Linked DNA regions of Homo sapiens: region 2 is linked to region 1. The links are chromatin loops, found by intact Hi-C in ENCODE. Cell type or tissue: Caco-2. All regions are shown on one strand.

Region 1 (8,000 bases):
GTGGCACAAACACAGCTCACTAGAGCCTGAACTGCCTGGGCTCAAGCAATTCTCATGGCTCAGTCCCCCAAATAGCTGGGATTACAGGCACTCTCCACCATGCCCACTTAATTATTTTATTTTATAGAGATGAGATTTCACCATGTTGCAGAGGCTGGTCTCCAACTCCTGAGCTCCAACAATCCGCCCACCTCGGCCTCCCAAAGTGCTAGGATTGCAGGCATGAGCCACCACACCCAGCCTTAAGTGCTCAAAACTTTTTAAAAAGGGATTTTAGAAAATGCTTCCTTTAGTAAATGCTTCTATTTATGAGATGTCAAAATTCCGTCTTAGAATCACTTAACTGTCTTCACGTCGTGTTCAGAAGTCACTTGGCATATAAAACAGACATGTCCAAACCATAGCTCAAGAATCTCAATTGGCAGAAAACTGTGATAAAACAAACACTATTGTTTTAAACTCATTGTTCCAGATAGTAGATCTCCATTACCACCCTTTACCATCAGTAAGGAAAGAAGAGGGCCAATTTTCTTTTGATCCATTTCTTTGAAAGCAGGTAAAATCGGTGAATCTAACTTACTCACTGGCTATAATGTATAGATAATGAAACGGAGCAAGGCAAACTACACATCAGCTGACTGAGCTAAAGGGGGCAGCCATGTCTGCACGAGGACTAGTAAAGCAGTTACTGCGTCAGATTTGATTTTTAGCTTTTAGATTTCCGTAAAGCAGTGTACAAGCCAAACAAAACAGGGCTCAGCCTGCATGTGGTACATGTACTTTGTACTTATTAAACACATTAGTTTATTTAAATTATTTGCTCCTGTTCACTTCCAAGTTGTCTCTGACATACAGTGTTGTGCCGTAAGTGTACCTCAGATAGTATAACATTCATAGCCAACTTCCTTTCCAAGCAAGAAAAGAACCAAGTATCTTTTAGGTCACTTTGTACGCACTGGGAGAGCAAAGAACACAATTATGCCTGTAACAAATGTTCTCTGGTGAGTTGTTTACATCACACTAAAAAGTATCAAATCATTCAGTCTGGTCATTGACATAAATATTTTACAAACTGGACATATAAAGAACCCATGCTTACTTCAGACTTTGAGGACTACTTATATTTTTAAGGAGGAGGAATGTTTTAATTGGCCAGAAAGTGAGCCATAAAAGCAAACATTAAAGTTTTATTCTCTTTTACCCACTGCCACCCATTGAAATAATGAATGCCCATTCAAATCTGAACTGCAACTTGACTTCCTGAAATAATAAAATACAGAATTATTGCACATTGATATAAACTGGGCTGATGACACATGAAAAGTCTTTAAAATGCCAATGAGAAAACCAAGAGTGAAAACATTCTTCACAAATGGATAGGGACTATGTCAAAAAAAATAAGAAGATATCTGGACAGTGACTGGTACATGGTGTTCTTAATTGCCCCTGAATAAAACCCAAATCAAATGGCTTCATGCAGTTTTTGGGGTTCTAACCTACACCTGATTATCTGCTACCACACTGAGGTTACTAGCCCCCGCACATGATATCCAAATACCAAAATGGGAGTTTGATAAATGAATTCTTGCTTAGCCACAAAGAAAATAAAGATAACTAATTCCCAATTACCCAAGCTAAGGTGGGACAAGAGAGGGAAAAAACATAAAAGATAATTTAAAAAATAACTTCTATTAAAGGATATTTTTGATCTTAGCAAATATGGAAGTAACTGACCTACTGCAAATTCCCAAAACTTCAATGTTGTAAAGATATTTTTTAAAAATTACCCATACGAAGATCTCTCTGTTCACTCTGCCTAAACTGTTTCTCTCTCCATAGTGTAAATTGATTGTAATACACCTGCCAAAAATTTGTTTTATATATTATTCTTATAGACTCTTACTATACTATACCTAGTCAGAGACACTGAAAGAATTAACTTGCCAATTCCCTCCTCTAGGGCAGAAGGAAAATGGCTTGAAAGTTCTTGTTTATGAATATAACTTGGGAAAATACAGTATTTTGCCATAATGAATAACAAGATTAGTAAGGTAAAAATGCTAGTAAGAATTGGGGCACAAGATTTTCTTCAGATAACCTGTTAAAAATAAAATCAATATATTCAATACAGCTTACAGATATATTGGAAAGATAGCACATGAGAATATAAAATGGAACACCAGCAGTTAGTTGAATGAATCCATGAATTCCATGGCAAAAGCTCTATTAAGCATAATAAACAGAAGGATCAGAATTCTACAAAAGGTAATTCAGAGGAGTGAGTACTATGAAAAATGGTGGAAAATGAAAAAAGAGGTCTTTTATTTTGTTTCCCTTAACAACTAAGTACCTCTTCTATTAATATTACCACATTTTCTTTTCTTGTCTAGGCAAAGTAGCCACTTCCTATCCCACATTGAATACCACAATCTGTATTCCAACAATTAAACCAGGACTTGAATCAATGCTAGCTTAAAAATTTAATTTTCTCTGTGGCTTATATATAAATGGATCAGATAAATAAAGGTACGTACTATTTAAAGTACTTCTAAGTACCAGCATGTAGTGTTAATCTTAATGTAGTAAACTACTTTCAATATAAGATTTATTTTACTCATTAATCAACTATCTATTAATATGCATTATTTTTTCAGTTTTTAGTTTTTATGATTTCTTTGCCATCATAAATATACATTAGTTCCACCTTTTTTTTTTTTTTTTTTTTTGGTAAAGATAGTCTTGCTTTGTTGCTCAGGCTGGTGAAAGGATTAATATGCAAAAAAAAATTTTTAATTACTTAACACTATTTAAGAATCTTCTTCTAAATAAACAACTTCTGATGATGCAAAACAATATGAAATGCCTTGATATCATCATGGTTAACATCCACACTGGTCAAATATCAGTATTTCAGTAGCCAAACAAAAAATTTATTTTAAAAATTGAGATGGAAATTTAAAAAATTTCTAGGGAAAATCCTTTGTAAGTTTATATCTAATTTAACAGTATTCAAAAGTGTTTAAATTCTGAAAAGTTAAACCTAGATAGCTTTTTGTTAAGCACTTCCTTTAAAAAGCTGAAGACTATCAGCTAGCTAATTGTGAAAGCTGTACTACTTGAAAGCACCACTAGATGACAACCTTGTTTCACAAGTAAAATATTATACTCCTGTTGAAGCTAAGACCCTGAAGAGATACTAAACTAGCTTAAAGGTTTCTGACATTTGTTTTTTGTTGGAGAGTAGGGATAACAAAGAAAATAAAATAGACTACTATAATTTTGAATTTGTGTTTGATATAAAGATCACTCAGGGTTTAAAAAAAACTCATTTAGTAAGCATTCAAGAAATACCTCACCATTAGATATATTAAGACAATTTTCTCTTCCCGTCTCTTCTACATCTATATCGTCTGGAAATAGATGATTTTATAAAAATAAAGTACACATAAATTATTACAGACTAATGCTTTTTTGCTGTAGAATAGTTACAAAAAGTATTTTCAGCATTATTTCAATAATTGCTTTTCTGTGACATCAAAATACAGCATGACGATTTTAAAATGATCGTGAGATAGGTAATAAACAACAAACTTCTATTTTATGACTCATATTCAAAATATTAAAATATTTTCCCCATACATAAACCAATCCATGAAGGCATTCACCCTAGAATGCTTATTTGGTATTAAAAAAATTGTAACAGCTGAGCAAGTAAAAATTTGTAAATAATTCCTTTGAAATCCCATAATTGATATATTACATAGTATAGTGGCAATGGTAACCTAACTATGTTGTTATTCATCTTTGTAAACCATGACTCCACATAAATTTAAAAGTATAAAATGAAGGCCTAGATATTTTTACTTTCATTGGGGTTATAATTTACAGCCTTCCTCTAATTCTATATTTTCATACATTAATTCAGAAGCAGAACTGGGGTTACTTTTTAATAAATCAGATTTTAAGATGTGAGATTACTTAATATTTCTGTCCTCTTTTTCTCAGCAAAAAGGTAGTGGCTATAAAACCATATATCAGTTCAAAAGGCTTACATGAAGCCTAATGCCCTAAACACTACACTGACTACTGCACTCATAGCATTGCTGCCTACAAAGTCCATGCTGAGGGTCTCTCAAGGTGAGGCCTTCCAGAATTAACCCCAAGGAGATCACATACTTGGTTAAGTTTCCATAAGAAATGCTATTTATAAATGTAAGGTATTACAAAAATTGGAAGGCATTTTCATGAGTAGCTGGAGAGACTATCACTTTTTAGTGAAACTAGTGAAAACTAGATGAAAATCTCAGCCTTACCTTTCAATACATGTGGGACCCTAGTCAATTTACTTCATCTTTCTGTGCCTCAGTTTACCCTTGCCGAAAAAGACCGTACTGAAAATACTGATCTACAGAGTTTTTCTAAGAATAAATGAGGAGACAGCATGTAATACCTAGCATATGCTTGGAATACAGTAGGTGCTAAATAAGTATTAGTTTTCTTCCTTCTTAAACATGGTGCCCTTGTTTATTCTACAAAATATTTTCAAAACATAATGATATTCAAAAATCTGGATTCTAATGAGAAAGAGAATACAATTTCTCTAATGAGAAAGAAAGAGAATAAAATTAATGATAAAGGGAATTTCTTCAAAGGCTACAGCTAATAGTCAAAAGTGTATATGCTTCCTTACTGGTAAGCCTAACTACATATTTCTAGCAGGCTACTCACATGGAGTTCACTGAGAACTAAAGAAAAGTGTCAGAAAGAAGGAAATACCTTTATTATTTATTTTGTTTAAATCATTCAGTTTTACAATTGAAAGTTTTTTAACAATAAGAAAGTAAGTTATTCCATTAGACTGTGCAACTGTTTCTGCCTGGAACAGAATTTCTAATGCAAAATGAACTGCTATTGTTTTTGTTCAACCTGCCATTTATGTCAAAATTTAAAACAATAATGTCAAGAAAGAGCTAGTAAGCAATAAAGTTTAAAATTATATTGCACAGAGAAAAATTAGCCATTTTACAATTTACATTTAAAATTTATTTAATGTCATTCAAACTCTTAAAAATGAAAATCTACTTCAATTATCATAGGCAGTTAAGACAAATACCTATTTGTTTCTAGTATATGCAATCATATGTCTTACAATCTAATAGCATAACGATTCCCTGTACATTAAAATGAAGTAAAAAATGAAAGAGGCATATAAAAAGCACAATATTACAATTAAAAAGGGCAGCCATTTAAATGTGTCACTAAACAGGTAAATACTAAACAATAAATTTTTTGTCAAAAGAGTGAAATAGTCCCATATATATGTCAGCTGATAAATATGAATTAGTAATTCTCATTTCCATTTCTTTAAAATGCATCTTAAATACAAAGTGCTTAGTGTTGCTTACATTTTTGAAATAGAAATGCTGCAAATAAATTAGATATTTTTTTCTATTGAAGGAGACCAGGAAATTTCACCCCAAAATATGGCACCCTGGTATGCTGATTATTTTAAATTAAAGGCCCTTGGAGACTGGCAGATACTAGAAGAAGCTTTACTCTGATACTCCCTTATCTGCTTAAACTCCAGACTCTTCAAAGAAGAAAATTACCACTGGTCCTTTCCTTGAGTTTTCATTAACTCATACTGCAGGAATAAAGACTGAAGTCTGTCAACACACCTGGACAGAACCACTGTCTTCTCTGTGGGCCCACAAGGCTTTGTCTCAGGATGCACGAGGACGTATGTCTCAAGACGTATGTTCTCCAAGCCCATTGAATTCCCCTAAAAATCACTTTTCACCTTAAAATTATCCACATCTCCCTTTCCTCTGTGAAGAGTATATAAGCTTCTGTACCCCCACTGCACTATTGTATAAACAATCATTCTCTTGTAATTCCCTTGTGCTATGCACGATAAAATTAATTTTGCATGCCTCTGCTATTAATCGGCCTTTCTTCAGCTGATCTTCAGCAAACCTTCAGAGGCAGAAGGGAAAATTTTCCCTTGGCCCCTATATTAACTTAGAAAACATAATTTGACTACATCCCCCATACCTCTTCATAGTAGCCTGAATGGTGGCCCACAAAAAGATATGCTTATGTCCTAATGCCTGGGAATCTGTGAATGTTACTTTATTTAGAGACAGTCTTTACAGAAGTAATTAAATTAAGAACTTTGAAATAAGAAAATCATACTAGATAATCCAGGCAGGTCCTAAATCCAATGACAAGTGTTTTTATAGGAGAGAGGCAGAGGGAGTTTAAAAATAAACACACAGAGTAAAGTGACACACAGAAAAGTAAAAGGCCATATGAAGCTGGAGGCAGAAACTGGACTGATGATGCCTCAAGCCAAGGAATGTCAGCAACCACAGAAGCTGTAAGGGGTAAGTTACTGATTCTCCCCTAAAGCCTCTGCAGGGAGAACAGCTCCAAAGACATTTTGATTTCAGACTTCTGATCTCCAGAACTGTTAAGTGAATAAATTTCAATTGTTTTAAGCCACCCAGCTTGTGGTAATTTGCTACCGCAGCCACAGGAAATAAATATACCCATTACAAATTCCAGTAATTACTTGAGAAGTATTGATTTAATTAAATAAAAAACATTATTTTGAAAGGCCATCCATCCCTTAGCTTAGAATCTAGAAGGACATTTTCTATTCAACTTAAAATGCCTTGATTCATTATCTCTTCCTGAATGAATACTTTCAGTGAACCTTATTGGTTAGCTTAAGTCTATAAATAAGAAAATACAAATTACACAGAGTGTCAGTGGCCCTTCTTATTATACAGAAAAGGATAGTGGGTAAACCAGGAGCACTGAACAGTGTGGAGAGATCAGTCAAAGGAAAGACGTAGAGAGGGGATCACCAAACTCTGTCTACCTACACCTGACTGACCTCCAAATGACACGTGCGAAGCCGACTCCAAACATCCCAGCTGAAGACAAAAGATTTGAAAAGAGGATGGAGCTGCTGCATTAGAAACGAAACTGCAGTTCAAACCCAGCCTCCCCACAAAAAAAAAGTACCTTTAATAACACAGGAAACAATATTCATCAGTGTAAAACAGAACAAAAATCTTTACAATTTAACACTATTAATATGCACTACAAAATCCAAAATTACCCAACATACAAAGAACGAAAAAATGGAACACATTCTGAAGAAAAAACAAAATCAATCAAATCTGTCTGATGCCAAGATGAACCTGATGCTGAAAATAATAAAGATTTAAAGTGGATATTACAGCTATTTGCTCTTAAGAAAAAAAAGTTTTCAATACAGTCACACTCCACATAACATTTTGGTCAATGACAGATACATATATGACTGTGGTCCTCTAAGATTAAAATACTGTATTTTTACTGTATCTTTTCTATGTTTACATATTTTTTAATATACAAATATGTTTAAATACATAAATACGTACACAATACTAAATTGTGTTACAATTGCCCACAGTATTCAGTACGATAACATGCTGTACAGGTTGGTAGCCTAGGAGCAACAGGCTATGCCATATAGCCTATGCGCGTAGTCGGCAATACCATTAAGGTTTGTGTAAGAACACTCTGTGACGTTCCCACAGTGACAAAGTTGCTTGAGAACACATTTCTAGAACATACCCCATAAAGTGATGAATGACAGTATATGGTATGTGAAGGTTTTATAGAATTCCTCTGTGAAACCATTTGTCCCTTGGTGCTTTTATGGAGTAATCTCTCCTTAATTTTCTCTATTTCTTCTATAACATTGGTCTGCTTAAGCTTTCTAACTCTAATGGGGGCAACTTTGGTCATCTGTACTTTCCTAGAAAACTACCCATTTCATATAGGTTTTTAGAATTATTTGCAAAGTGTCTCATGACATTTAAAAAAATTTTTATTGTGTATATTCAAGGTTTACAACATGATGTTACAGGATACATATAGATAGTAAAATAGTTACCATAGTGAAGCTTATTAACATATCTATCATCTCACAGTTACTTTTTGTG
Region 2 (8,000 bases), 460 kb after region 1:
GGGGAAACATGTTTGGTTTTGAAAATATGTTTTTTCGTCTGTCTTGAAAAGTTTTCATTAAGTGGTTGGAAATATATTCATGGACTGATTTGTAGTCTGGAATTCAGATGAGAAGCTGAGATGTTGATAGGGATTTGTAAGCCATCAGTGTATGCATGGTGATTTAAACATGGCTGTGGAAGATGAGACAAGCAGGAGGAGGGTGAGGAAAGAGTCCTATAGAATGCCATCATTAGTGGGTTGGATTTTGTAGAAACCCATAACAGGAATTGGTAGGAGCACTCAAGGAGTAGCAGGAGAACCAGAAGTGTGTGTTGTAATGGAACATACAGGAAAAGAGGTTGAATATGGAGGCCTATTTGTAGGTATTTATGCTATAGAACTGGCCTGTCTAATATGGGATGGTGGAAATGTTTTATAATCTATATTGTTCTGCATGGTAGTCATCAGCCATATGTGCCCATAGTGTACTTTTTAAAATGGCTGGTGTGACCGAGGAACTGAATTTTTAAACTTTATTTATTTTTGATAATTTAAGTTTACATTTACATAATCATTTGTGGTCAGTGGCTATGATATTGAAATAGCATGGCCCTAGAGAGATCACCTAAGATGAGGCTGAGAGCAGTCCAGGGAATTTGGACTTCTGGAATTGGAATTTGGTAAGTCAGCGTTTTTAGAATGAATTATAGCTAAGTGTGATAGATAATGAAATGAACAGAGTTCAACAGGTCAGAAAAGTGAGTGTGGTTTAAGAATACCCTTTGAAAAAGTTGACTTTTAAGCTAAAGAGGGATTATGGTAAGGGGTTATAAGGAGTAAAATGAGGGATGAAAGTACAGAGAGGTAAACTATGCAAGGGAGGTGTGAAGGCAATTGATTTAGCAAGTCCTTAGGGGGAAGCACTGGGTGACAGGAGAAGGTGGGCGGACCTCTGAGACTCATGCATGGCTTGTTTTGTAGTTAGTAATTTGATTAGATATAGGCTTAGAATCTTTTTAATTATTTAACGGTAAGAGGGGTTTGTAGGAGCCGTAGTAGTTGTGGGGAATGGTAGTGTTGCTGTGGCTTACGTCAACTGAAGGACATTTGGACAGTTTTTACCTATTAGTTTTTGTTATTTTAATAAAGGAACACAGGTTGAGACTGAGAGAATCAGTAGTCTGAAATTTACCTTCCTTCCCTGTAAAATGGGAATTAAAGCAGTATTTCTTATTTCACAGAGTTTTTGTAATGAAATTTAAGAATGCTTCTTTTTATGCTTCAAAAGCTATAAAGTATGGGGAGAGAGAATGCATGTGTAGGGTTGGGGGTATGTGGAAAATCTCTATTTTCTGCTCAGTTTTGCCGTGAACCTAAAACTGCTCCAAAAAATAGTCTGTTAAGTAAAACCGTAAAGCATTATCTAAACGTTAATTGCAGGGAGGTGGCATAGTTTCATTTGAACTTAGACTCTGAAGGCGGGGAATCTGGCTTTTTAATCTCACATCTTTTACTAGCTATGAGGGACTAGCAACTGCCTCTTAGTGTTATTAAGGACAAAGTAAGATTCCCTTTATAAACTAAGTAAAAATAAAATCCCTTTGTAAACGGTGGAGTTCTACATTGTTGTTATTTTCCTAATTAAGGTTTGAGTGTATTTAAAATGTGGAGGCCACATTTGTGAGATAGTTGCATTTTTTTGATTGATTTTTTTTTTCATTTTTCTTAAGAAAGTCAAATGCTTGTGTTTGTGAGCAAAAAGGAGGTTTTTAGTCATAATAATGGCAAAGTTGAATGTGTTTGAATGCAAGATGAGAACTGGTGATGAGTGGATATATAAATTATTATAGAAAATTCACTGGATTCACCAAATTTTATTGTTTCCTTTTTTTTCCAGAAGGTATTTCACTAGGGACTTTGAAAAATTAATTTATCATTACTTTCCCAAAGATATCAGGAGATATTATGTTGTTACAAGAAAAAAAGTTAGAAACTGAATAGAATGGAGTTGTTTAGTAATAAAAAATATTAAAATGAAATCCTCTAAATCATGTTGATATACTTCAGATAAGTTTCAAGAATAAGTTTTTGCAGGTGGAAGATGCAAGGAATTTGTACAATGCTTTGCTCTCTATTATTTTACACAAAGTCACAATAATATTTAGAGACTTTGAAGAAAAATGCCAATGCTGCAGATAACTGTGGCCAGTTTGCTCTGCAGAGAGAAGGTCACAGACTTGTCTATGGCTTTTTTCTGCCCCCTTGTGAATGAACGATTTTGGTTGGGACCTGGAGGGGCCTAGAGAAAGACTGTAAGTGACTTTTCAAAACTCTATCACTCCTTTCATAAAACCAATTCAGGAATTTGTGTTCTACCGGCAGATCATTCGAGTCACATTTCTATAAGAAGAATAGTGCTTTTCATTTTCATCTTCCTGTTTTTGTTATTATTTTTAATTTGTTTCAGTTTGAAAAAGAGTTTACCGACCACCAAGAAACTCAGGCTGAATTGCAGAAAAAAGAGGCAAAGATTAATGAGCTTCAAGCAGAGCTACAAGCTTTTAAGTCTCAGGTAAAATTCCACTCTGAGTGAATTTGGGTATTAAAAACACAGTGAGGGAGCAAAGGTTATGTTATATCTTCATAGCATCAAAATGTTTAAACTTTAATTTTGCTTGTATATTTTTATAGCATTATTTGTACTGTGTTTTGCTATTTTTTTGTCATTTTTTTCTATATGTATGTATATCTAAGCTTTTACTAATTAATCTGCTTTCTTATGTTTTGTTAGGGTTTTGTTCCTAATGTCACATGTTTCCTAAGTAATTCAGCATAAAGAGTAAGAAAATCTTTTACTCTCAGATTTGTTATTCATCACTGATCTTTATCCCACTACAAGAAATTATTGCTCAAGCTATTTATTTTTTAAAACCTTCAGCCTAGGGGTCCCTTGCAGTAAAAGATAACCTCTAGCTGAATGAGAACATTTTCTGATAATTTTTCAATTTCCAAAGTAAACAGATTTAAAACATGACAAAAAAGAGAGTAAATCTGGATTATGAAGCAGATAGCTCCCATGCACCCTCTACACATAAAACATTTAGATAGCAAGAAATACGTCATCTGCATGCTTTATGTGGATGTAAGTAAGGAGGTAGAATATTCATAGCTAAATTTCTTCATGTAGATTTACGTACAGGATGATGAGCAATAAGTATAGTTTTGCTATTTTCCTTTCATCTTAATTTACAGTTATGTTGAAATAGTCTCAGGTATACTATATCCTATCTTACTGGCAATTTTGTTTTCTTTTAAATGCTTAGTGGATAGTTTTGTTGCTGAGGCTGTCTGGAGATACCTTAAGAGATAGCTATCTGTTAGTATTCAATTTTAGAAAAAAATTAAAATCTCCTATCTACAAGAAAATTATTCTCATTCATCTTCTTTCTTTAGTGCTGCAAGAGGGAAGTATCACATTTTATTGAATTTTTTTTTTTATCTTTCCCATATGGTTCCTTGTCTCTCATATTGAAAGAAACATTTGATTGTGTCTGTACTTCAGACTGAGTTACAGACAGTGGCTGAAATATTTATAACAAGTTTTTCTTGGTCTGGGGTAACGTAAATTTAAGAACTTTCTTTTCTTTTTAATTATGTTCAGTTGAAGGTTTGTTTGTAAATCTCCAGAAAATTCCAGTTTATAAAAAACGTATCCACCATTTTTGAATAAGTTATTGCTGCATAGTGCTTTTACATAAAATGGGAATAAGTGTATGTTTTGAAAGTGAAATTAAATCAAGGAATCTCCTAAATTGTTTTAAATTGTATACAGTGATGACCCATGTTTATGGCTATGAGAAGAAAACCTAGAATTAGATACTTAATATTGGCCACCATATTCATGTTTGAACAACTGGCAAATTCTTTCTTTGGATTCTGGTTTATTTCTTATGAAATGTGGGCATTTATCTTAAGATCCTTCTTTTTGTTCAAAGCTATGCTGACTATGAAGAGTATGAATAAAATATGTTCTGTTATCTGTGATTTAATTCCTTTGCTCCCGTAGTCTCTTCACAACCAGGTAGTTTAGGTGCTGGAGAGACATAGTGATGAGCAAGATAGTCACAGTGTCTGGCCTCCCAAACCATATCTTTAAGTCAGTCTTCACACTTTATCAAATGAACTATTCTAGAGCAGAAATTCAGCCATATCTTTAAGACATTGATAGTTAATTATTAAATACGTTCAAAAGGAAGTATCATCTTTGATCACAGCAACCCAGAGTAACACTGAACTGGTTCTTCTTTATACTTAATGGTTTTGATAAGGCATGCTTTTGATTTGTGGCCTCAACTTCTTTTATAACACTGTTTTCTTTGTCATGATTTCAGACGTCATTGATTTCGAGCTTTTATACATGGTCTATTTTTCATAATTGTGCCATGAAAATTCAAAATTATGTAACATTTATTAAATGTTAAAGGTAGTTAGAATTGAAGTTTGTAATTTCAAGAAGCTACTCATATTACAAAAGTTATTTATTAACCCAGAATGTCTTCTTTGTATCCATCGAAATGCATCTGTTAAATTCTTATTATGCCATGGAAACATGAGGACAAAAGTGACCAGTGGACACAGGCGGTTCTTTTTTCACCCCTGATTTTACCTTGCTTCTCTGTGGCATTTGATTCTGCAAAGCAGTCTTTTAGGTGGTGCTCTCTTCATTCATAGTTTTTGACCCTGTGCCCAGTTGGCTTTTTCTCTTCTTGTCTTTCATGCATTTATCCTACGCATTTCTTCCATAGCTGTCATGCACCAGTCACTGCTTTAGGTGCTGGGGAAAGAGCAGTAAATAATACAAGATAGTCACTTACCTCATCAGCTTATGATCTGTCAAAGAGATAAATGCTAATGATTCCTTAAATAAATTCTCACTTTTGATAAGAGCTATTGAAAAGTACAAGGTGCTATCAGTGTAAAATGAGTGGTCAGATAAGGCTTTCCCAAGGAAGGGACCTGTTAGCTCAGACTGAAGAGGCTAGTAGGAGATGGTCAGGTGAAGAGAATGTTCCAGGCAGAGGGACCAGCATGTACAAGGGCCCTGAAATTAGCATGAGGTTGGCACATACACAGAATTAGAAGAAAGTCCCCTACAAGACCAGATAGCAGGGACTAGATCATGATATACTTATATAGGTCCTACGAAGAATTTTAGTTTGTTGTTGTTGTTGTTTTCTCAAGTGCATTAGGACACCATTGAGAAGATTTGAGCAAAGTCATGATGTGGCAATACCATTTAAGTTCTTTTGTTGAAATCTTATTTCTTACTTATCACTTAAATGCTTGCACTCCATAGAACTCTGTGCATAGACCCTTTGTCATGCTACATATTCTCTCCATACTATGAGTGAACTTCTCTGCTTCCCTGGCTTCAACTGTTCTCCAGAGACTACTGATTTTCAAATCTTCTAGATCCACATACCCATTTCCCTCCTGGACATTTCTACCTAGATGGTCATAACTACCTCAAAACAGGGAATTATACTTCTGGCAATTATGTTTTTATGAGGGAAAAAAAGCTATAATTATATTCTTAAATTAGAAGAAAAATTGTTGGAATTTTGATTTTTGGTTAAACCTTATGAAATTACTGATATGTAATTATTTTTGGTTTAAATGAATGCCTTATTTTTGAGTAAAGTGCATATTTACATGTTTTGTAGATATGTTCTTAGTTATGTCTCTTATTGTTTTTTTCTCCAGTTTGGTGCCTTGCCAGCTGATTGTAATATTCCTTTGCCTCCCTCTAAAGAAGGTGGAACTGGCCACTCAGCACTTCCTCCTCCGCCTCCACTGCCTTCTGGTGGAGGGGTGCCGCCTCCACCTCCTCCCCCACCACCTCCTCCACTTCCAGGAATGCGGATGCCATTCAGTGGTCCTGTGCCTCCACCACCTCCCCTGGGATTCCTTGGAGGACAAAATTCTCCTCCTCTACCAATCCTGCCATTTGGGTTGAAACCAAAGAAAGAATTTAAACCTGAAATCAGCATGAGAAGATTGAATTGGTTAAAGGTAAAAGAAATTAATAGAGGAAAATACTTTTACTTAGATCTAAATCTAATTTTGGATTTATATATACATAATTTCTAATGAGATTTAATTTATGCCTACATAATTTAATTTATATATACATAATTTCTAATGTCACTAATCAAAGTGACAATAAAATAGCTTTTTTTTTAAAGTATTGGGACAAATCCCTTTCATATTGACTAAGACTTTCTGCTTTATAAATACAGTGAGAGTTGATGTTGTTCCAGTGGAATCCGATTTGTAATTAAATTGATAATTAAACATTATTGCAGTGAATCCTATGTTTATGAAGTGTTTCTCAAAAAAAAATGATGGTGTTCTTAGGAAATTTTCTCTATTGATAGATGTTGGGAAAGTGTTAACTAGTTGTCAGAAGCTAATATCTAGTCAGATCTTAAGAATTCAGAATCCTGCAGAAAAATGGTTTCATGGTAACAGAAACATGGAAAATGCTGTATAATGTGTCCTGCCCACCAAAATGTATAGTGCAGGTGAAGATTATTAGAGACTATGAGAAATGCAATTGAGAAGAAGCTAATTAAATCGTATTTCAAATCCTCAACTATTGGATCATGGAAGCCTTTTCTTCCTAATAAGACCTTAACATCCTGCAGAACTTGTATCTTATTGAACACACTTCAGGGAAAAATCTTACAGATACGACTTTATAAATATCTGCTGACAGCTATGATACTCAGTGTATGCATAGTGCTTGACTTGGGACAGGTGAAACACTCACCTATTGATGAATCAGTCTTCTCTCTGATTGTAGATCAGACCTCATGAAATGACTGAAAACTGTTTCTGGATAAAAGTAAATGAAAATAAGTATGAAAACGTGGATTTGCTTTGTAAACTTGAGAATACATTTTGTTGCCAACAAAAAGGTAAGTTTAACATCTTGATTATTTATTAATTTGATTTTAGAATTTTAACATATACTTTTTATGTATCAATTTTCAGAAAACATTATTTTATGAATCCTGTACATGTTATTTTTACATTCCTAATGGGCAAATAAATGGTATAATGAAATAAAGTGCTTAAAAAGTAAATTCTGTTTTAAAAATGCAAAAGGTTAATATAAAATTTTGATTATTAAATTTTCTATATGATATTATTTTTGAAGATATTCCATTGGGATAAATTAGACTTTTGTAAAAGAGGATATTTTCTGTGACAGTTTTGGCATGAGAAGGTCCTTCAGTTTGAAAAATAGAAAAACAAAATGTGTGCTTTCTTGTAGTTAGAATTTTACTACCCTTTAATATTACAGTGACTAGGGGAGCTAGGAGAGGGATAGCATATAGCATTAGGAGAAATACCCAACGTAGATGACGGGTTGATGGGTGCAGCAAACCACCATGGCATGTGTATACCTATGTAACAAACCTGCATGTTCTGCACATGTATCCCAGAACTTAAAGTATAATCCAAAAAAAATTACAGTGACTATCACATAATTTAATTAATTGCTATGAGTCACATGGGATAAAAATATCAGATTTATAATGTCTTCAAAGTTAGCTTGAAAGAGAAGTATCTGAGTAGGTTATATGATCTTTTCATTAAAAGCAATGGCATTCATTTTCCAAAATGTTTTGTGATAGGTTTTACCTGTGCAGTGTGATTTTTAAAAAATTGTTTAGGTATTACATAAGTGAAAATTGAACTTATTTCATCCAATTTCGTGGGCCTGCTACTTACATTTCAAGGCTGATATCCACACAGAATTTTTAAGTATTATATAAAACTTACATTTTAGGTCTGTAGTGCAAAACACTTAGATCAATCATTACCTTTTAATTTTCAAAAAGAAATTTTTCACTATAGACTTATGCCACCTATATCCCTGGGCTCATAGAACAAAGGAAGAGGTGGCAGGGAGAGATTGTACTGGATGGATACAGGTCAGAGACCTTTGT

What was found. A loop is a pair of places that touch in the nucleus more often than their neighbours do. Peaks named below come from ENCODE experiments on the same cell type or tissue, not always from the same donor. Only the 100,000 strongest peaks of a DNase experiment are listed, where the experiment ranks them.
Region 2: a loop joins it to region 1, with 5 times the contacts of the local background. A loop is called at or near these places in 2 of 110 quality-filtered maps.

The regions. Positions count from the first base shown.
Region 1 is chr13:60,426,430-60,434,429 of GRCh38, reverse strand. All of the region lies in intron 1 of TDRD3 (tudor domain containing 3), which reads right to left. It overlaps LOC124903178 (a long non-coding RNA gene), which reads left to right and starts at 2,210. Exons shown (of 3, transcript XR_007063814.1): 1 at 2,210-2,265; 2 at 2,391-2,526; 3 at 5,458-5,544. In Caco-2, a CTCF peak has its summit at 3,127; no DNase peak of the experiment used is centred here.
Region 2 is chr13:59,968,906-59,976,905 of GRCh38, reverse strand. DIAPH3 (diaphanous related formin 3) reads left to right here. Exons shown (of 28, transcript NM_001042517.2): 15 at 2,450-2,554; 16 at 5,746-6,054; 17 at 6,848-6,962. Among named protein-coding and RNA genes, the nearest start is that of DIAPH3-AS1, 40 kb to the left of the region's middle. In Caco-2, no CTCF peak of the experiment used is centred here; no DNase peak of the experiment used is centred here.